Regions from separate parts of the Homo sapiens genome. Here region 1 is linked to region 2. The links are chromatin contacts, found by Hi-C or POLR2A ChIA-PET in ENCODE. All regions are on one chromosome and are shown on one strand. Each heading gives the region's core, a stretch centred on a gene start or an enhancer-like site at or near the end of the contact. The rest is flanking DNA. Distances are from core to core; before and after follow the strand shown.

Evidence for each region. Hi-C counts contacts between places; a loop is a spot of excess contacts on that map. ChIA-PET counts read pairs that join two places held with the same protein, here RNA polymerase II (POLR2A). Pooled maps may share reads with other maps.
Region 1: a map of endothelial cell of hepatic sinusoid shows a loop between it and region 2 (4-fold over the local background). The contact joins the enhancer-like site here to the promoter of DYM-AS1 in region 2. A Hi-C loop is called at or near these places in 2 of 168 maps with a recorded cell type or tissue (endothelial cell of hepatic sinusoid and heart right ventricle), 1 of 37 single-sample maps with no recorded cell type and 1 of 50 pooled maps. POLR2A ChIA-PET finds 5 or more read pairs at or near these places in 2 of 52 experiments (H1 and activated T-cell).

What each region holds. Positions count from the first base shown.
Region 1 is chr18:49,069,555-49,074,180 of GRCh38, reverse strand. All of the region lies in intron 17 of DYM (dymeclin), which reads left to right. Among named protein-coding and RNA genes, the nearest start is that of MIR4744, 22 kb to the right of the region's middle. Within about 2 kb of position 1,565, at least 7 of the 41 ENCODE cell types and tissues checked have a DNase peak (open chromatin) inside an H3K27ac peak, as active enhancers do.
Region 2 is chr18:49,022,178-49,026,310 of GRCh38, reverse strand. DYM-AS1 (DYM antisense RNA 1) reads right to left here and starts at 2,608. Exons shown (of 5, transcript NR_148999.1): 1 at 2,572-2,608; 2 at 2,002-2,089; 3 at 158-274. RefSeq lists an enhancer at 43-944.

The DNA of each region.
Region 1 (4,626 bases), core at 316-2,815, 49 kb before region 2:
GTTGGTTGAATCCAGGGATGCGAAACCTATGGATACAGAGAGCCAACTGTGTAAATTTAGTTTTGCTTTTTATTTATAAGCTGTGGAGGCCAAAAGAACCTAGCTGTTAAAGTGGTCATCTTTTTCAATTCATATGACTGATCAGAATCACAACTCGGATAGTTTTAAAATAAGCTGGGAGACTCCCTTTCCCTTCCATCTTAACGTTTTGATACCAAATTATTTTACCTTAATAAAGCGAGTGTAACACTGCCTCCCTATAGTGAATGCACAGACTTCTCTACTTATCCTGGGCCTGGACACAACCCAACTCAGTGTCACCAAGAATCCAAAATTGAAGTCAAAAAAAGAATGTGTCTTGTGGTTCCAAAACCATGGAAGAAGAAAAAATGGATTAAATGGTTAAAGAGGAAGCTTAGGGCTCATTGGCATTCCCCCATTCCTTGTTTTAGACGTGGTTATTATCGGTGGGTGAAATTAGCCTCAGCCTCTCTGTAGACCTCCAGCATGTCCTTGTTGCTGCTGTGACGTGGGTTTGCAGGGTGAATTTAATCAACTCCAGGCTTCCTTACTGCCAGGCCAAGGCTGCCAGCCTCTTGAAAGCTCACTCGTTTCAGATTTTGTTTTTTTGGGTTTTCTAATTTTTTCTAATTGAGGGCCTGAAGCCATTATTTAAGACTTTTCCAAACTTCTCTTGCCTTCAAGTGTTCATTTGACTATTTTATGGGGGTGGGGGGAGGTGGTATTGTTTGTGTTTTCTAAGCAAACCAAAATTACATATTTTTTAATCTGTCAAGTTAACCTTTGACAAAAGTTTACCTTAATTCAGTAAACATATTTGTACTTTGGCCAATTCTGAATTAACTTGAAAAGTGTTAAGATATTTTTAAATTTTTAGGCATAAATATAGCACATATAGAGTTATGAGAATTGCCTTTTAGTTTACTTAAACATAAAGATACTCATTTCAAGTTTAAAATGTAAATGATCTTGTGACGAATGAGGCTATTCACATTTCAGATGAACTTGTTTCAATACTTTGAGGCACTTTCTATTTGTCATAACTTCCCTGAGATTGAGTCACTATGTTTTACTCTTATTTATCCACGTATGTGTTCATTTTTATACATTACATTTTCCCAACTCTAAATCAAAACTGAATGCCAAGGATATTTTGTTTTTGGTTGGACGAGGGGAGTTACATTTAAATGAGAAGACTATTAAACCTGCTCTTCTGAAATAATTTTAATAGGCATATGTTTCCAGCCCTGCAGGTTTAAGAGCCTAGTCTAATGGAAGGGGCACACGATAGCAATGTCCTTTCTTAAAGGGATATCACATGTTTGTGAAGCCCTATCAGTTGTGCTTCAGCAAGGGCTCTAAATGGAGTCTGGCAGCTCTCCTATTTGCACGGCGCTGTCTGTCTCAGCAATGATAAGCAAAGACAGGCTGACTCCTTCAAGGAGCCTTTCATAAAGTCTCAGCTCTCAAACGTTCCGAAACTCACTGGTGGACTTTCCCCTGTGGACCATTCATTTATCAGGAAATGAAATTGGTTACAGGGTTTCTCACGTTGCCAAACCTCACTGACGAAATCTGGTTTCTTCCAAAGTTCAGGAAAAGCATTTACTCTATTTTGCTGTTCACTACTTCTTGTCTTTGTGGGAACCACAGTCAATACAAGGGTTTGAGAACTCCACAGGGGAAAGGTTGGAGTGGGAGGTGGCCAGGGAGTGAGTCTGGGGGCTACTTTCATAGATATCAAATCCCATCCCTTTTGAATGGGATTTTTTTTTTATGTTGGCATTTTCGTCTTTCAAACTACAGTGTCAGTTTCACAGGAGTGATTTTTTCCACTTCAAAAATGAAATCCTTTAAACATGACACGAATCACCTTATTGGCAGCATAGCTTTGTAACTTAGACCAGAGATCATTGTTTAAACTTCGTGAAACTAGAAGGAACAAAAATAAAGAGAAACATGTAGTTGTATGGCACAGAGAATGTTTGGATAAGTGAAGGTTAAATTATTACAAAGTATGTAATCTAGTTCATATGTTTAAGGAATGGAACTAGGCTAAATTATCTAAAATATTCTGACGTACTGAATCATTTCATTTTGTAAAACAAAATCTGACTAGCAGGGCATTCTGTTGTAGGCCAGTCTGTTGAGTGCAGTGTGCAACCTCCTGTGTTTGGAATTAGCAGGCCCAGGGGTAAGGCGCAGCGTGCATGTGGCAGTTATTATGGCTGTGGAAGTGGTTGCTAGCTAATTGATAGCAGTAGCAGTAGAAACAACCTTATTTAATTTTCAATAGTCCCTATGACAAGACGCTATACATGGGATCCTTTGTAGTCTTACCATTATTGTCCTTTCTCTCCCTGCCATTAAATATATGGTAGTTAATATATACACTTGATGATATTAAGAAATGAATTCCTTTTACTCTTTTTTCCCCCTTTGGAGCGGCTTCACATTTGACTTCTAACCCTGATTATTTTAGGCCCCCAAGTAAGTAGTGATTTACTATCAGTGAGCCTGTTACCCTTGACTGTTGTAGCTCCGATTTGCTAAAAATGTACTTGTGGTCACAAAGCCACCTCTTAGCCTATGCTGGCTGGTGGTTTTGCTCATAATCTGAACCCCAAAGAGACACACTGGTTCCATAAAGGGAAAATGAATGAATCGTCTTCTCTGTTCATCACGGGGAGATAAGCTTTTGTGAACTTGAATTGCCTTTAGAGCATTGTGTCCGTGGTTTCAATTGTATCACAGAATGTTACACAGACTGAAGTTAAGTGGTTACTTTTTGTCAGGGGTTATCTTATTTTTCTCCATTCAGTTTAACATGTGTACTGCAAAAGACAGTATTTTTGGAAATGAAGGCATAGTCTTTCATTTAAACATGCATCAGAGGGATTTCACTAATGAAAGCATTCAAATCATGTGCCTAGTTCTTGTTTCTAGCAGCCTCTGCCATTAAATAAATATCAGTCTTATCAAATTCATGCATTCAACATTTTTCCTGTTGATACAGGCATGAAAAATAAAAGCAGGTAGGCACTATAAAAGATTTGCCTTCATCTTTGGTGATCTGTATCCCAGCCCTAACCTACAGGAACTGAAAATGAAAAATCAGTGATTATTTTTGTCCTTTATAAATGGTCTGCACATTCCACCATACAGCCTCTCATTGCTAACAGTCCCTATTGAAGAGAAAACACCAAACCCAATATTGAGAGTTTTTCAAATCAGGGCACAATGGGGTATAAGGAACCATGTGGACTCTTGATCATTATATTTATTTATGGTGTTCTCACAGTCTTTAGGCCTCTGAGTCTTTGAATAAATATCTCCAACATCCAGCGGCTAACATTCCTTTTCCTACAAAGCTACTATTTGCAATAGAGATTTTCTTGTCTTTCATTTATTTGTTCAACTAGTATTGATTGAGCAACTCCTGCCTGCACAGCACTCTGCTAGTGGTTGTCCCTTAAAGAACCTTACTGTTTAGGGGGGCACAGTTTCTAAAGTAGCATTCAAAGAAACGGCTTCTCTACTCCCTTCCTTTTCAAATGTGAGGAACTTAAGAAAATTAGAGAACACAAATGGGCAAAGGGGGCTTGGGAGGCAAAAGAAGACTGTTCACACTCAGAGGACTTTGAGCTGCAGTGGTTTCCTTGAGTGTGAAATGAAGAATGGCCGTGGACAGAATGCAGATTCTGAAGCACATAAGTGGAGAGGCAGGTGGGATGCTGGAGGGCTGAGAGTGAGTCCCCAGTCCTGCAGTCTGGGGCAAGTTATTTCACCTTCACTGTGCATCAGTTTCTCACCTCAAGGACAGGTCTAACTCATCACCTTACCTACATCCTGGAATAGTTGGAGAAATCAAAAGAAACAATGCACGTAAACTCCCTAGCACAAAGCAAGCTCTCAGTAACTGTTAGCCAATGTTAGTTTCTCACATATCTATCAACCTCACTTTTCCAGAACAAAGCCAAAAACTAGAGTTGTAGATTCTGAACAATCAAAATGGATGGCTCGGAGCTCTTGTCTTGTACTTTATTAATCAGGGAGCCTCTTGCTCACAGCCATACTCTTTGCTTGATACAAGTTTTGTTTGTTTATTTGTCTGTTTTTGAGACAGAGTCTCGCTCTGTTGCCCAGGCGGGAGTGCTGTGGCGCGATCTTGGCTCACCACAACCTGCACCCCCCGGGTTCAGGCAATTCTCCTGCCTCAGCCTCCCGAGTAGCTGGGATTACGGGCATGCGCCACCACACCCAGCTAATTTTTGTATTTTTAGTAGAGATGGGGTTTCACCATGTTGGTCAGGCCGGTCTCAAACTCCTGACCTCATGATCCACCTGCCTTGGCCTCCCAAAGTGCTGGGATTACAGGCGTGAGCCACCATGCCTGGCCCAATACACAGTTTTAATAAGCTTAGCCATCTGGTTCCCAAGTCCATAATAGACTAGAAGCCACAACTTAAAAGAACTGCTACAGGTTAGTACACTAACAGTTATGAAAATCAAGGGCCACTTGTTCTGATTAGCAAGGGAGCAAAACAACACACATGAGTCTTACTTTTATAAGTATATGTGTTGTTTTATAAACTAAACAACACA
Region 2 (4,133 bases), core at 1,359-3,858:
GGGGCGGAGCAGCACCTAAGCCCCAAGAGCTCTGCCCAGAGCCTGGCATGGGGGGCCTTGTGGTGGGGCTGTCTGTCTTTTGGGTGAGTGTAGAGGGAGCAGAAGAAACTGCCTGGGGCCAGAGCCTGGGTCTTAGCCACCTCTGAGGAGGACTCACCTCATTGACCAGTTTAAATCCCGCCTCCTCCAGGAAGCTGTCCTGGATCAGCCCAGCTCCAGTATCCTTCCTTCCCGGGCTCCCAAAGCTCAACCACAGTCCTGCCATTCCCGTTACCTGCCAAGCGCACAGGACAAACAAAACACCAGCATCAGCGATGAGGAGCTGGCCCTTCCTGTGCCAGGTCACCAGTCTGCATAATGGGGATGACATTCTTCCCTACAGACCTCAGAGGCCGTGGAGGCCAGAGGGGAGGTTGGCCCGCCCTGAGGCTAGGAGGAGGCTTCCACTTGGCAGGGGGCTGTTGGCTGAGGGATGTAGGGGCTGAAGGATCTATTGTCATTGGGAGAGGCTGGTGCCAGGGTGTGTGGAGAGGGGGCACTCAGGGAGGTGAGTCCTGCTCAGGGTCGGTCCTGCCCAGCCACTGGCTGCACCAGTTAAAGCCCCACCAGGACAGAGCTGGCAGAGCAGGGGTGTCCAGGGCAGAGAAACATCCTCAAACCAGCCACTCCCCACCCCATAGAGAGCAGGAAGCCCCAACTCAGCCTCCTCCTGGGCGTAGAGACCAGGAAACCAGATGTGGTGAGACGGCCATCTCAAAATGCACACATCTTCAAAGCGGGGCTATTTTCCATGTCCTTTGGACAATTTTAGAACAAATTTGTAACACTGGGATGCTAATGGATGACAGTCATGCTGTGTTCATGCAGGTATCTGTGTCTGGGCACCTTCGGAGGCTGTTGCTGATACAGCATCTTGGGAGGTGGGGTGGGGAGGTGTTTCTTAAAGGACCTCCAGATTTCCTTTTAGGTTCACTGCATGTTGCAAAGGACTGAACCTTCAGGAACTGGGGGAGGGGCTACAGAGCCAGCTGGCGAGGGGGTGTGGGCAGCCCTGAGGACCCCCTGTCTGGGGGGGTGGGGGTGGAAGGCACAGTTTCGTCTGAAACCACCCTTCACACACCCCCTTCTCCCAGCTCCACACGGAATCCGGGTGTATTCACGCGCTGAGGCCACCACGACAAAGTGCCACAAACAGGGCGGCTGAAACAACAGATGTGTATTTTCTGACCATTCTGGAAGCTGGATGTCCATAATCAGGGCATGGGCAGGGCTGGCTGCCCCTGAGGCCTCTTGGAGAGGCCTTGCCTGGCTCTTGGAGCAGCTGCCCTTAGTGGTGGGGCTTGCAGACGGCCACCTTCCTGCCGCGGCCTCGCACGGTTGCCCCTGGTCTGTGTCTTATCTGTGCCCTAATCTCCTCTTCTTTTAAGGACATCTGTCATGTTGGATCAGGGCCCACCGATATGGCCTCACTTTAACTTCACTACCTCTCTTTAAAAACCCCATCTCTGGGCCAGGCACAGTGACTCATGCCTGTAACCCCATTGCTTTGGGAGGCTGAGGCCAGGAGCTTGAGACGAGCCTGGGCGACATGGTGAAACCCCATATCTACAAAAAAATACAAAAATTAGCCAGGCATGGTGGTACCTACCCCTCATCCCAGCTACCAGGAAGTCCGCGGCAGGAGGATCTCTTGAGCCCAGGAGGTAGAGGCTGGGGAGGGCCGTATCATGTCACTGCACTCCGGCCTGGGGGACAGAGTGAGGCCCTGTCTCAAAAAAACAAAAACAAAACAAACCCATCTCCAACACAATCCCATTCTGAGGTACCAGGGGTTAGGACTTCAGTGGAGGAACTGGGGGGACATAATTTAGCCACAACACCAGACGCCTCTCATTACTTTGGTCTGACCCTCAGTGCTTCCCTGTTTAACCACGTTTCTTTGCTTTCCTCTTCTGTCAGGGGCCCTCCCCACTCCACACTCCCTGCCCAACATACACCCACCCATACACAGGATTGGGGGTCCGAGAGCAGCTCCTTTGCCATCCCCGCCAGCCTGAGCTTTCTTCTCACCCAGCAGAGCTGTCCATCCCTGAAGCAGAAACGTGGGGTCCACTGCTCCCAGGCAGCTCTCTCCCTGTGAACTCTGATTCTGCCTCCTCCTGGGGATGAAGGCCCCAGGGTTCCCCATCAGCCCTCCAGCCTGGCCTGATTTGTACAGCCCCTCCCTGGACCATCTCTCTGCGGCACCCCAGAGGCGGCTCAGTAGACCAGGTGACCAGGACAAGGGCCGCAGGAGGTTCGGGAGGAGAGGCAGGCCAGGGCCAGGGTGCTTTGGGCTGCCGAGGAGACGTCCCACAGGCCACCCAGGATGTGGTCTGCCCCGGGGACATGGATTTGGGGTCCTGTGCATGGGAGATAAGCATAAGCTAAGGTGGAGATCCTGGGGTACACCCACATTTAGGGGTGCTGGACAGAAGGGAGCTCCTTGGGGGGAACTGAGGCCCAGGCATGGAGGAGGAGGAAGGAACAGAAGGGAGAAGGGGTCATAGAAGCCAAGGGCCAGGGTATCACCGAGAAGGCTGGAATGGGGCTGAGAGGTGAAGAAAGGTCACGCAGAAATGAGCACAATGAATTCAGCCACCCAGAGGTGCCAGGCTCCGTGGTGACAGGAGTCTTTGTACAGGGTGGGCAGGAAGCAGGTGGCAGCTGTTTTGTTTATCAGTTACTGCATGACAAGTAACGCCAGAACTCAGCTGCTTCAAACAACCGTTTTCTTATGCACCCAGATTCTGTGGTTAGGAGATCGGACAGGGCGCAGAAGGGGCAGCTTGCCCCGTCCATGATGTCTAGGGCTCACTGGCAGGTCTCCAAAGCTGGAGCCAAAATGACCTGGACGTGAATGTCTTCCCTCAGGTCTTGGGGGGCGACGCTGGCTGTGGTCTGGGACTTCAGCCGGGGCTGTCAGCTGGAACCTGGCCTAGGGCCTGGGATTCCTCCCAGCATGGGACCTCACAGTAGCTGGACTTGGACGTGGTGGCTCAGGGCACCAAGCAAGTGTCCAGCACACCAAGCCAAGGCTCCATCACCATTCACTCCAGAGCCTGAAAAGAGGGAAGGCAGCATCATAGAGGGGCTGAAGAACATGGACCCCGGAGACAGACCACCTGGGTTCCAATCACACTCCAGCACGTACTGGCTGTGGGACCTCTCAGGGCCTCCATTTCCTTATCTATAAAATGGAGGTAATAATTGATGTTCACGCAAAGCTGTTACGAAGATTAAGCCCGTGCTGCAAGGTGGCGCCCTCAGAGCAGAGCCTGATGCATCCATGGTCCATGCCTCACAGGTGTGTGTTGCTGGAAGTGTTATCCCGAGGGGAGCTCCTAAGAGGCAAGGCATGGGCACGCCTGTGGGAGGGGAGGCGGGAGCCCAGGGAAGGGAGAGCCTGCAGCCTCGGGGGTGGGTGGTGCAGGCCTTCCAGGGGCCAGGGCAGCCTCCACGTGCAACGTCACATTTCATCTGTGCCTCAAAGTCCATATGGGGGAGATCCAGCTTGGGGACACCATGAGCAAGGGCTTGGTCAGCCCCAAATCAAGGCAGGTTCAGAGAATGGGAAGTGGCTCCACTCAGCTGAGGCCATGGCCAGTGGAGAGGGTGGCCCCAGCCCTGGCCCAGTGGGTCCTAGTTAGGGCTGTGATGATGATTTTGATATTTGAGAACATGTGGCAGGCCCAGCAAAGTGGTTTCAGGTCAGCTCTTCCATTCCAAGCCCATTCCCCTGCCCAACAGTCACTCCTTTACTTCACTGTTGCCATCCTTAAACAGGGCAGAGGCCGTGTGAGCCCATTAGGACACAGGTGTGAAATAACTCCCCAAGAGGCTGTGTGTAATCCCAGTACTTTGGGAGACCATGGCGGGAGGATCACTTGAGCCCAGGAGTTCAAGACCAACCTAAGCAACATAGTGAGATCTTGCCACTAAAAAGCATTTTAAAATCTAGCTGGGTGTGGTGGCACACACCTATATTTCCAGGAGGCTGAGGCGGGAGGATTGCTTGAGCCCAGGATGTCGAGGCTACAGTGGGCTATGATCATACCATTGTACTCCAGGCTAGGTGACAGAGCAAGACCCAC